2 separate regions of the Homo sapiens genome follow, and region 2 is linked to region 1. A link is a loop called in an ENCODE intact Hi-C map of the cell type or tissue named here. Cell type or tissue: IMR-90. All regions are shown on one strand. Links, peaks and the distances in the headings refer to the core of each region. The heading gives the core; the rest is flanking DNA. Region 1 overlaps OSBPL8 (oxysterol binding protein like 8). Region 2 overlaps OSBPL8 (oxysterol binding protein like 8).

Region 1 (5,394 bases), core at 155-5,154:
GCGCCTGGCCAAAATCTTAACAATATTAACCTTTTCTACCTGAGAACATGAGGTGTCTTTCCCTTTATTTAGATGTTCTTTAATTTCTTTAGCAATGTTTTATAGTTTTCACTGTAGAAGTCTTCCAGCTTCTTGGTTAAATTTGTTCTTTTAGATGCTATTATTGAATTGCTTTCTTAATTTCAAGTGTTCACTGTTAGAAACACAACTGATTTTTGTGTGTTGATCTTATACCCTGCAATTTTTCTTAAGTTCATTAGCTCCAGTAGCTTTCTATGGATTCTTTGGGATTTTCTATATATAGGATAATGTCACCTGTTAATTAGAGATAGTTTTACTTGTTTCCAATTTTGATGACTTCTCTTTTTTTTCTTGCTCTGGCTAGAACTTCCAGTACAATGGTAAGTAGGAGTGGTGAAAGTGGGAATGTTTGTCTTGTTCCTGATGTTACGGGGAAGGTTTTCAACCTGTCACCACTGAATCTACTATTTGTGGGTTTTTCATAAATGCCCTTAATGATGTTGAGGAAGTCTCTTCTCTTCCTAGATTTATGAGGTCTTTCTTTTGTTTATGAAAGGGTGATGGATTTTGTCAAATGCCTTTTCTATGCCAATTGAAATGACCATGTGATTTTCCCCCCTCTTAATGTGATATATTACATTGATTTTCTTACGTGGAACCAACCTTGCATTTCTGGAATAAATTCCACTTGGTCATGGTGTATAATCTTTCTAATATGCTACTGAATTTTGTTTGCTAGTATTTTGTTAAGGATGTATGAATCTTATTTATAAAGGTTATTGTTTGTAACTTTATTTTCTTGTGATGTCTTTATCTGGCTTTGGCATTAGGGTAATGTTAGCCTCAGAGAATAAGTTAGGAAATGTTCCCATCTCTTCTATTTTTTAGAGTTTGAGAAGGATTTGTGCTTGTTCTTTAAAGTTTTGTAGAATTCACCAGTGCAGCCACCTGAACTTGAATTTTTCTTTGGAGGTTTTTGGTTACTGATTCAATCTCTTTATTGTTACAGCTCTATTGAGATTTTCTATTTCTTTTTGAGTCAGTTTATGTAATTTGTGAGTTTCTAGGGATTTGTTGGCATACAATTATTCATAGCATTCTCTCATAATCCTATTTCTTTATGATTGGTAGTAACATCCCCACTTTAATTTCTGATTTTAGTCATTTGTGTCTTCTTTCTTGCTTCCTTAGCCTAGCTGATGGTTTATCGATTTTGTTGATTTTTATCAAAGAGCAACTTTTGGTTTGGTTTCACAAATTCTATTTTTTTCCTACTCTCTATTTTGTTTATCTGTACTCTAATCTTCATTATTTTCTTCTTCTGCTAGCTTTGGGTTTAGTTTTTTCTTCTTTTTCCAGTTTCTCACGGAATGAAGTAAGGTTATTGATTTGAGATCTCTCTTAATGTAGATGTTCACAGATATATATTTTCCTTACCTTTGCTGCATCTCGTAAGTTTTGTTATACTATATATTTGTTTTCACTTGTCTAAGTATTATCTAATTTCCCTTGTGTTTTTCTTTGACCCATTGAGTTTGTTTTGTTTTGTTTTGTTTGTTTCTGAGACAAAGTCTCACTCTGTTGCCCAGGCTGGAGTGCAATGGTGTGATCTTGGCTCACTACAACCTCCGTCTCCCAGGTTCACATGATTCTCATGCCTCAACCAACTGAGTAGCTGGGATTTACTGAGACACGTCATATGGCATAACATATGGTCTATCCTGGAGAATGTTCCACGTACACTTGAGAAGAATGTGTATTCTTCCATGGTTGGGTGGATTGTTCTATGTGTCTGCTAGGTCAAGTTGGTTTACAGTGTGGTTCAAGTTAATCCCTTTCCTCCTTATTGATCTTCTATCTAGAGGTTCTACCCATTATTAAAAGTAGTTTACTGAATTCTTCATCTATTGTTATAGAGCTGTTTCTATCTTCCAATTCTGTCAGTTTGCTTTGTATATTTTGGGGCTTTGTTGATTGGTGTGTGTGTGTGTGTGTGTGTGTGTGTATGAATTGACCCTTTTATCAATACGCCATGTTCTTTTTGTCTCTTGTAACAATTTTTGACTTAAAGTCTATTTAGTCTGACAGTATAACCACCTCAGTTTTCCTTTGGTTACTATTGGCCACCTCATTTTTCCTTTGGTTACTATTTGCACATAATATTTTTTTCCAAACTTTCATTTTTCTCTATTTCTGCCTATGGATCTAAAGTGAATCTCTTGTACACAGCAAATAGTTGGGTCATGTTTATTTTAATCAATTTTTACAATCTGTCTTTTGCTCGGAGAGTTTAATCTATTTACATTTTAAAATAACTACTGATAAGAACTTACCTCTGATTTTGCTATTTTCTATACGTCATATACGTTTTTTGTTTCTTATTTACTCCATTACTGCCTGCTTTTGTGTTTGCTTCCTGTGTAAACTGTTTCAATTCCCTTCTCATTTTCTTTTGTGTGTATTTTTTTAGATATTTCATTTGTGGTTACTATGGGGATGACATTTACACCTACCTCTACAACAATCTAGTTTGAGTTGATACCAACTTAACTTCAGTAGTACATAAAAACTTTCCTCCTATACAGCTCCATCCTCTCTGCTTTTATGTTGTAATGAACTATATCTTTACACATTGTATGTCTGATAACAAAGATATGTAATTAAATTATTTTTCATTCATTTATTTTTTAAGTCCTGCAGGAAATAAAAAGTGGACTTACAAACTAAAATTACAATAGCACTAGCTTTTATATTTGTCCAACTATTTACTAAAAATCTTTATTTCTTCATACAGCTTTGAGTTTCATTTTATTACATATTTACCTTAGCATTTTTTTGTAGGGCAGGTCTAGTGGTAATGAACTCCCTCAGCTTTTATCTGGGAATGTCTTAATTTCTCCCCCATTTTCGAATGACAGTTTTGCCAGATACAGAATTCTTGATTGACAAGTTTTTGCTTCTACCACTTTAAATATGTCATCTCATTGCCTTCTGGCCCCCATGGTTTCTATAAGATATCGGTTGTTAATCCTATGGATGATCCCCAGTGTATGTGATAAGTTGTTTCTCTCTGCTGATTTTAAGACTCTCTTTGGCTTTTGACAGTTTGTTGTGGTGTGGGTCTCTCTGAGATCATCCTACTTGGAGTTTGTTGAGCTTCTTGAATTTGTAGATTTATATCTTCCACCAAATTTGGGGATTGGGGGGTCTTCTTTCCTTAAATATTCTTCATTCATTTTTCTGTCTTCTCTTTGTGGAACTCCCATAATGCAATGATAACCCACTTGATGGTGTCCCATGGGTCCTTTAGGCTCTGTTCACCTCACTTCATTCATTTTTCTTTCTCCTCCTCAGACTGGATAATTTTTATGGTCTTATCTCTAAGTTTCCTGATCCTGTCTTATGCTTGCTTATATCTGCTTTTGAATACCTCTAGTGAATTTTCATTTTTGTTATACTTTTCAGCTCCAGAATTTGTTTGGCTCCCTTGAATAATTTGTCTTTATTGATTTTCTCAGAGATGAGTGCCTGTGTAAGTCCTTCAGGTAGTATTCTGACAGGTTAGGACAGACATACACAATTGTGTATGAGGTCCACTCTGCTCCTTCTGGAACTAGGGACTTACACTGGCAACGCAGGGGCTCTTCAAGACTGCTACTGCACTGGGATGGACCTGGGGCAAGGGCAGGTAAAATGCCACAAAGCTTTCCTCTCTTTGCACTTTCTTGACCAGTGTTCACTTGGTTGCTGAACACCTCTGACTGTTTTCCAGAGTTCTGGCAAATTGAGTTGACAGTTTTTGCTTGTTTTCTGATGTTTCTTTGGGGTAAGAAGAGTTCAGAGCTGCGTATTTTGCTCACCCAAAATTTTAAATTTTGAAACCAAATTTTAGTTGGTTGCTATAGATACTAAAGATTTAACAGATTTATATACCTAGTGTACCTAGTTTTTTATTACATACCATTGGAGTACGATGTTTCACTTTGGTCTGAATAACACCATCTTTTTCAAACTGTATCATATCATTAAGTGGGTCCCATGGTCGGGTACTACATAAATGAAAAAAAAAAAAACCATTTGCTCAATGACTAAACAAAGAACTTTAAAACTTTCTATTCTATGATCCAATTTTATTAATAATTATATACATAGTTCTAATAATGAGATTTCCCCATACCTAATCTTCAGATCCTCAACTTATTTTATAGGCTAACTTCTATCATAGAGTCAAGCTTATAATGAATGCAAAACCAAGTTTAAAAATCTCACACTAATATACATGGTTTAATTAAATAAAAACTACTCCAGCAACAAATATTCTAGAAATAAAGGCAACAAACCATGCTAATACATTGTTTGAAATAAACTATTTTAAGTTACTTACTCTGCAAACTTGTAATGCCATTCTCCTGTGAGTGGATCAAGTTCAAATAATTTGCAAGACCACTCTTCATTTTTTGTTTTCCGATCCCTGGCAGCTTGTCTTTGAGCTTCTTCCAAAACATACTTCTCTTGGGTAGCTTCAGTTTGGTCTTTGGCATTTATGGCTCGAGTTACCCGTTGCCAGAGTCTAATACATGTGCGAAAATATTAAAAGTATTAAAAATGTAACAGAAAATAAAATCTATATAGAATAGGCCTCAAATCCCTTGTAGAGAAAATAATGCTCACATGAATTTCTGGCTTTGACAACACTTATGCTCATAGGCTTAGAAATGAGTCAAGATATAAATCCAGTCCCTTGAGTAGAGAGAGACCTGTTCATAAGTGGAGACTAATTTTTTTTACTTGGCAAGAGAAACTTACTACATAGACTCTTAAACTCATGATAGTAAGTGTTGAAGTGTTGCTGGCTCAAGATGATAGGATGTAATGAAGGTAAAGCTCAGGAATCTACGCTTTTAGCAAGCTTCCTAGATGCGTCTTACACTGTTTAAGATTCACTGGCTTCATAAAGATCCATTAATGTAATGCAGTGCTTCTGAAGTTTGGATCCATGAATTATCAGAGAATTTTTATAATCAGAATCTCTGGGGTCAGGCGCAAGTATTGATATATTTTTTAAATGTTTCCCCAAAATATTTTAATGTATTGCTAGTGTTGAGAACCACTGGTTTAACAGAAAAGACTACTGAGGTAAAATGATTTCCCCTACTAGTTCTTTCTTCTGTTAAATAAAAGTATATCTATATCCTACCCATCTAGAAAGGCAGCATGTTAAAACCAGAAAAGGCTTTGGGATCAGATAGACATGAGTCAAGTCCTAGAGCTGCCACTTCTTAGCTGGTGCACTTAAAGTTATTTATCCTAAGTCTCATTTCCTCATCTTCAAATATGCTGAATTATATACTCTCACAAATTATCATATGTATG
Region 2 (5,394 bases), core at 136-5,135, 77 kb after region 1:
CATAATCTGTAATTATACTATTTCTAAAGAAAACAACCTCTGGCTACAAACCAAAGCACAGCATTTTGGGGAGAAATTAAAGATAATGGAGGGGTGGGTCTAACTACAAGCCCTCTTTCAGGTAAAACAATTTTCCAAAATATAACATATTCAAGAACACATTTGTTATATGTGTACAGTCCCACATATGTTCATAATTGATACTAGAAATGTCTTAACAAGACAGGAGGAACTGCTTCAATTCATGGAGGAAAATGATTTCTAGGTCTTTCTTATCTGTGAACCACTTAAATGAAGGTACTCCATGTTAGTCACCTGAGATTATACCAGTAATGTGTAACGCTGTCACCCTGGGGAATCTGGTACAGTATCTTCACATCAGTAAATTGTATGAAAGAAAATCTCCTTTGAAGTTTTCTATGAAGTAGTGGATATTGACTTATCATATTTTTAGTGCTGCTAGAGCATTTAAAGTGAAGGGACTTTGCAGGTTTAAGAGAACGTACTAAGGGATAAGAGACACAAAACTAAAAACAGATATTTTAATTTGAGCCTAGCTAAACCAAGCATAGTCTGTTAATTTTGATAAAACTGATTAAGCAGGTTAAAGTTTTTGTTTTAAAAGTTTTAAAATTTTAAACATTTAAAAACTAGTTTGAAATGGACTCATTTGTAAGTTTTAGTAAAGCAATATTATATATTCTCTCACAAAGCACTATAATTGAAAGATGGTTTTTTAAAAATAAAAACATACAAAATAGCTTTTTACAACCAAGAATGAGAGTAGCTACAAGGTAAGTTATAGTATTTCATGAAGCTTTGATAATAATCTCAAACAGGACACAGAAGAATGTGTGTCATGTTTGCCTATTTGCCCATGAGATGAGCTATAATTTAGGCTCCAGGCTCCTTTGGCATTGTCCTTAGTTAAAAGCAGAGGAGGAAAGGGTGAACGCGAGCCTAATTAATCTACATTTCTGTCTTCTTTTTCATTTTTTTGAGACAGAGTCTTGCTCTGTCTCCCAGGCTGGAGTGCAGTGGCGCGATCTTGGCTCACTGCAACCTCTGCCTTCCAAGTTCAAGTGATTCTCCTGCCTCAGTCTCCCCAGTAGCTGGGACTATGGGCATGCACCATCATGCCTGGCTAATTTTAATATTTTTAGTAGAGATGGTTTCACCATGTTGGCCAGGCTGGTCTCAAATTCCTGACCCCAGGTTATCTGCCCCCCTTGGCCTCCCAAAGTTCTGCTATTATAGGCATGAGACACTGCACCCGGCCCTTACATATCTGTCTTTCTTAATAAACAATTGAAATATGTTCGGCTCAAATAAATCAAAACAAATACCATCCTCTTTAAGAGACTATAATTTTACTTAAGGTAAAATTATTTTAAAGTAAACTGATACTAAGCCTTTGAATAAGGAACACAATCTGGAAAATACATAATTTCTTGAATAATCTAATTCACCAAAATCTAAACATATAACAAACAAAAATGTATTTTGATGTGTGTGGGGTAAGGAGAGTCAGTCTCCCCAGCTCTTAAAAAAAATCCTAAAACAATAGAACAAAACCAGAGTGCAAAAAACTTTAGAACAGCTTTTAAAGAATGATGAGCTACATTAAGTTGGTATGAGTCAATATACATAACAGAGATTCAGCCAGAAACATGAATGAGAATAGATGAAATTCTTAAATTGATGGTAAGCAATCATTCATTTATTATGAATGTAATTTAAGGCATTTAACTCTCTTTACAACACTGCTTGAAGAAATCAAACATACCTATTATAATAACAATATAAAGCAGCATATTGTGAAATCCCCAAAGCAGTGATATAAGAATTTTGAAAACTGAGATAACAGTATCACCTAAGAAAGCCTTACAAAAGAGAACAGATTTAAACTACACCTTCTAGAATGAGAAGTATTTGGATAAGCAAGTAGAAAGGAGAAGCATATTCCACTATAGAAGACCAGCACAAATAAAAGTACAGTCTCACTGGGAAACAGTGAAGAAAGCTATCTAGCTGGGTCCACGATGATGAGAAACACAAGATGAAACTGGAAGAGTACAGTAAAATCAGACATACTAAGAACCTTGACTACCAAAGATATGGAAGCCTAAATTTATGCTCTCAATTGCTGGTTTCCACTTGCTGGTCCAGAAGTTGCTACATCAGACACACTTGGAGAGCTTTATAAACACATTATGTTACTGAGCCTCACCCTTAGAGATTCTGAAAGAGTGGAGTGAAATCTATATCTAAGCAAAGCTTCCAGGTGACTCAGATATAGCCAGATGTAGGTGCTACTGCTCTAAGCAACAGTAAGCCACTGCCTTTTTGAGAATGAGAGGGACATAAATGTAGCCATCTCATTAGTTTTTTTATAGTTAAAAGCTTTAATAATAAAAAGTGGTACTTTCACTTAAAATTTTATATTTCTCTTTTATTCATATTATTTCCCTCAGAGATCTACTTCATAGGATCCATGTGTTCTCTGGTAATACACACCTATAAGAACCCTGAACCCATCATAATCTCACCAAAGTATGTAAAAAATAATTTTCTGTTTGGTTGTTTTGTTAAGAAAGATGAACTGGTATGTTGGAGGGCAAGGTTCTAATAGCAGTTAGGAGGCTGTGGTACTACTCAGTAATGCAGGCATAAAATGATAGAGATCTAACCAAGATGGTAAAAGTAAGAATAAAAATCAAGAGATAAATCAGAGCCTTGACACTTTATAACTTCTAAAAGAAAACACAGAAAGTATCCTTTGCAACTTTAGAGTAGGCAAAACTTTCTTTAATAGGAAAAAAGTTTGAATCATAGGAAAAACTGATAAATTGGGCATCAATGAAATTAAAAACATCTGCTCTTAGAAAGAAAGCATTAAGAAAATAAGAAAGCATGCCAAGACTGGAAGAAAGTACTCTCAATACACATGGCTATCAAAATGATATTAAAATGTATTAAAGAACCTTTAAAACATAATAATACAAACAAGACAATTTTCAAATGGGCAAACATATGAAATGATACTTTGCAAAAAGAAGATGTAAAAGATGGCCAATGAGCATATGAGATGCTCAAACATCATCAGTAATGAGGGAAATGTAAACTGAAACCACAATATACCACTAAACACCTACTGGAATGACTAAAATAAAAAAGATCAAGGATGTAGAGCCACTGGACAGCTCACACACTGCCTAAGAGGAATGTAAGAACGGTCCAACTACTTTGGAAAATGGCTTGGCCATTTCTTATAAAGTGAAACAAACACTCACCACATGATTCAGCAATTGCACTCCTAGGTACTACCCCCCAAAAAATATATCTCCAAAGCATTGTATACATAATGGAATTCTATCAAAATACTCGACTCAAAGTTTGAAAAATTTGAACCTCCAAAAATATGACAAAATTGACTGGAACTTAAAAAGTCTGAGTTTAAGTTCAAATTTTAGCTCTACTACATACTATGTAGACTTGTAAACCTTACCAACTGCTCAGTTTCCTCATTTGTAAAATGGGGGGAATAATGATTTATATACCATAAAGTCCTCGTAAGAATTCCATGAGCTAAGGCATATAAAAGCCCTCAGAGACATGAGGACCTTTAAATGTTATGCACTATATTATCAATAAGCTTTTGGAACTCTAATTCTTTCCATTCAGAAGCTAAAATGCTGATCATGAGTACTTGAGATAAGGCAGATACATCAGAGGTTTTCTGGACATTGGTTTATCTCCTCCAGCAGTTAATCTTCACCATGACCAAAAGCTAACAGATAATCTTATTTCAAACAAACCTCCTACACATGAAAACTGTGATATGGAATTTCAGTGGATAAACCAGAGGAAGGTATTTTGCTTTACAAAAAGCCAATGACTTTTAAAGAAGTACATCTACTATGTAATTTACTCTAAAAATATTAATTTATTCATAAACTTACCTAGGAACATTTAAGTGCAAATAAAGATATGACTAACACCGTGGCTGCTTTAAATTAGAGGGTTATATATGGGCCATCCATACTAAAAGAAGTTCTAAATGAGCCTCTAAAAGATACTGAAGTATAGCAAAGCCTAAAATGTCAGCCTTCAACCCAAATGGAATCATTTTTTATTTAAAATACTGATGACAGTAATGATAATAATATTATTATATCAGCGATCATGTGTGGTTATCATCTACCAGGTGCTAGGCTTTATATACATATTAATTCATTTTAAACCTTAATAAAATCCTATGTGCTAAATACTATTATCTTCACTTTACCAATGACTGAAACACAATGAATATATTAAAATCCATGAGTTCCTCATGATATTAAAAAAACTTAAAAGGCAAAAAGAATTTGTCACCACTGGAAGTAGACTTCACATTACGCCTTCAATCAAAAAATTAATACTTTGCAGTAAACAAATACCCACACAGCCTACCTTTTCTGTAGGAACTAACTATATTTCACATTTACCAAGTAACCCTAAGTGATGATCTTGTCTTTAAAGATTTCATTAACACATATAACAAGAATGACAGAATTATAAAATCACTATTTTTCAACTCCTAATATTGTAACTGATTCAGTTAATGATCATCAAAGGATTCAAACATCTTTCAGTAAAAAGTTGATGGGGGACACGATTTTTGCAAGGTGCCAAATATATCATCTTTATCTTCACTTTCAAGTCATAAAGAATGAAAAGACGCAACTTTCAATGAAGAGAATCAGGCTATCCTCACCTAAATCTACCAATCTTGTATCACTAGCAGCAGGACAATCAGATATTAAGTGAATTCTTATGTGATGCAGCATGAAGTACTACACACTCCCTACAAAGTATTCTTGCCAAAAATGCTCTAGCTAGATATAATCGAGCCTTTGCATTTAACTTCTAGTTTACAGAAAATATAGAAGATACAGAAACAAATTAAGTAATACCGCAAAGATGTAATCAAACAATCTAAAAAAGTCAAACACTCTACAGGACACTGGCCTAGATCCATTTTTTTTTTTCCTGAGATGGAGTTTCACTCTTATTGCCCAGGCTGGAGTGCAATGGCGCGATCTCGGCTCACTGCAACCTCTGCCTCCCAGGTTCAAGTGATTCCCCTGCCTCAGCCTCTCAAATAGCTAGGATTACAGGTGCCCGCCACCAAGCCTGGCTAATTTTTTTGTATTTTTAAGTAGAGATGGGGTTTCACCATGTTGGCCAGGCTGGTCTCGAACTCCTGACCTCAGGTAATCCACCCGCCTTGGCCTCCCAAAGTGCTGGGATTACAGGCATGAGCCACTGCACCCGGTCAGCCAAGTTTCTTAAAACCGTCAAAGACACAAAAGAAAACAAAAGTAAACAAGGAGACTCTTTAGGATTAAGGAC

The links. Peaks named below come from ENCODE experiments on the same cell type or tissue, not always from the same donor. Only the 100,000 strongest peaks of a DNase experiment are listed, where the experiment ranks them.
Region 2: a loop joins it to region 1, with 2.3 times the contacts of the local background. A loop is called at or near these places in 5 of 110 quality-filtered maps.

Annotation. Positions count from the first base shown.
Region 1 is chr12:76,365,232-76,370,625 of GRCh38, forward strand. OSBPL8 (oxysterol binding protein like 8) reads right to left here. Exons shown (of 24, transcript NM_020841.5): 20 at 4,406-4,591; 21 at 3,983-4,070. Among named protein-coding and RNA genes, the nearest start is that of BBS10, 20 kb to the left of the region's middle. In IMR-90, for the core only: no CTCF peak of the experiment used is centred there; no DNase peak of the experiment used is centred there.
Region 2 is chr12:76,442,528-76,447,921 of GRCh38, forward strand. All of the region lies in intron 4 of OSBPL8 (oxysterol binding protein like 8), which reads right to left. Among named protein-coding and RNA genes, the nearest start is that of BBS10, 97 kb to the left of the region's middle. In IMR-90, for the core only: no CTCF peak of the experiment used is centred there; a DNase peak (open chromatin) is centred at 2,234.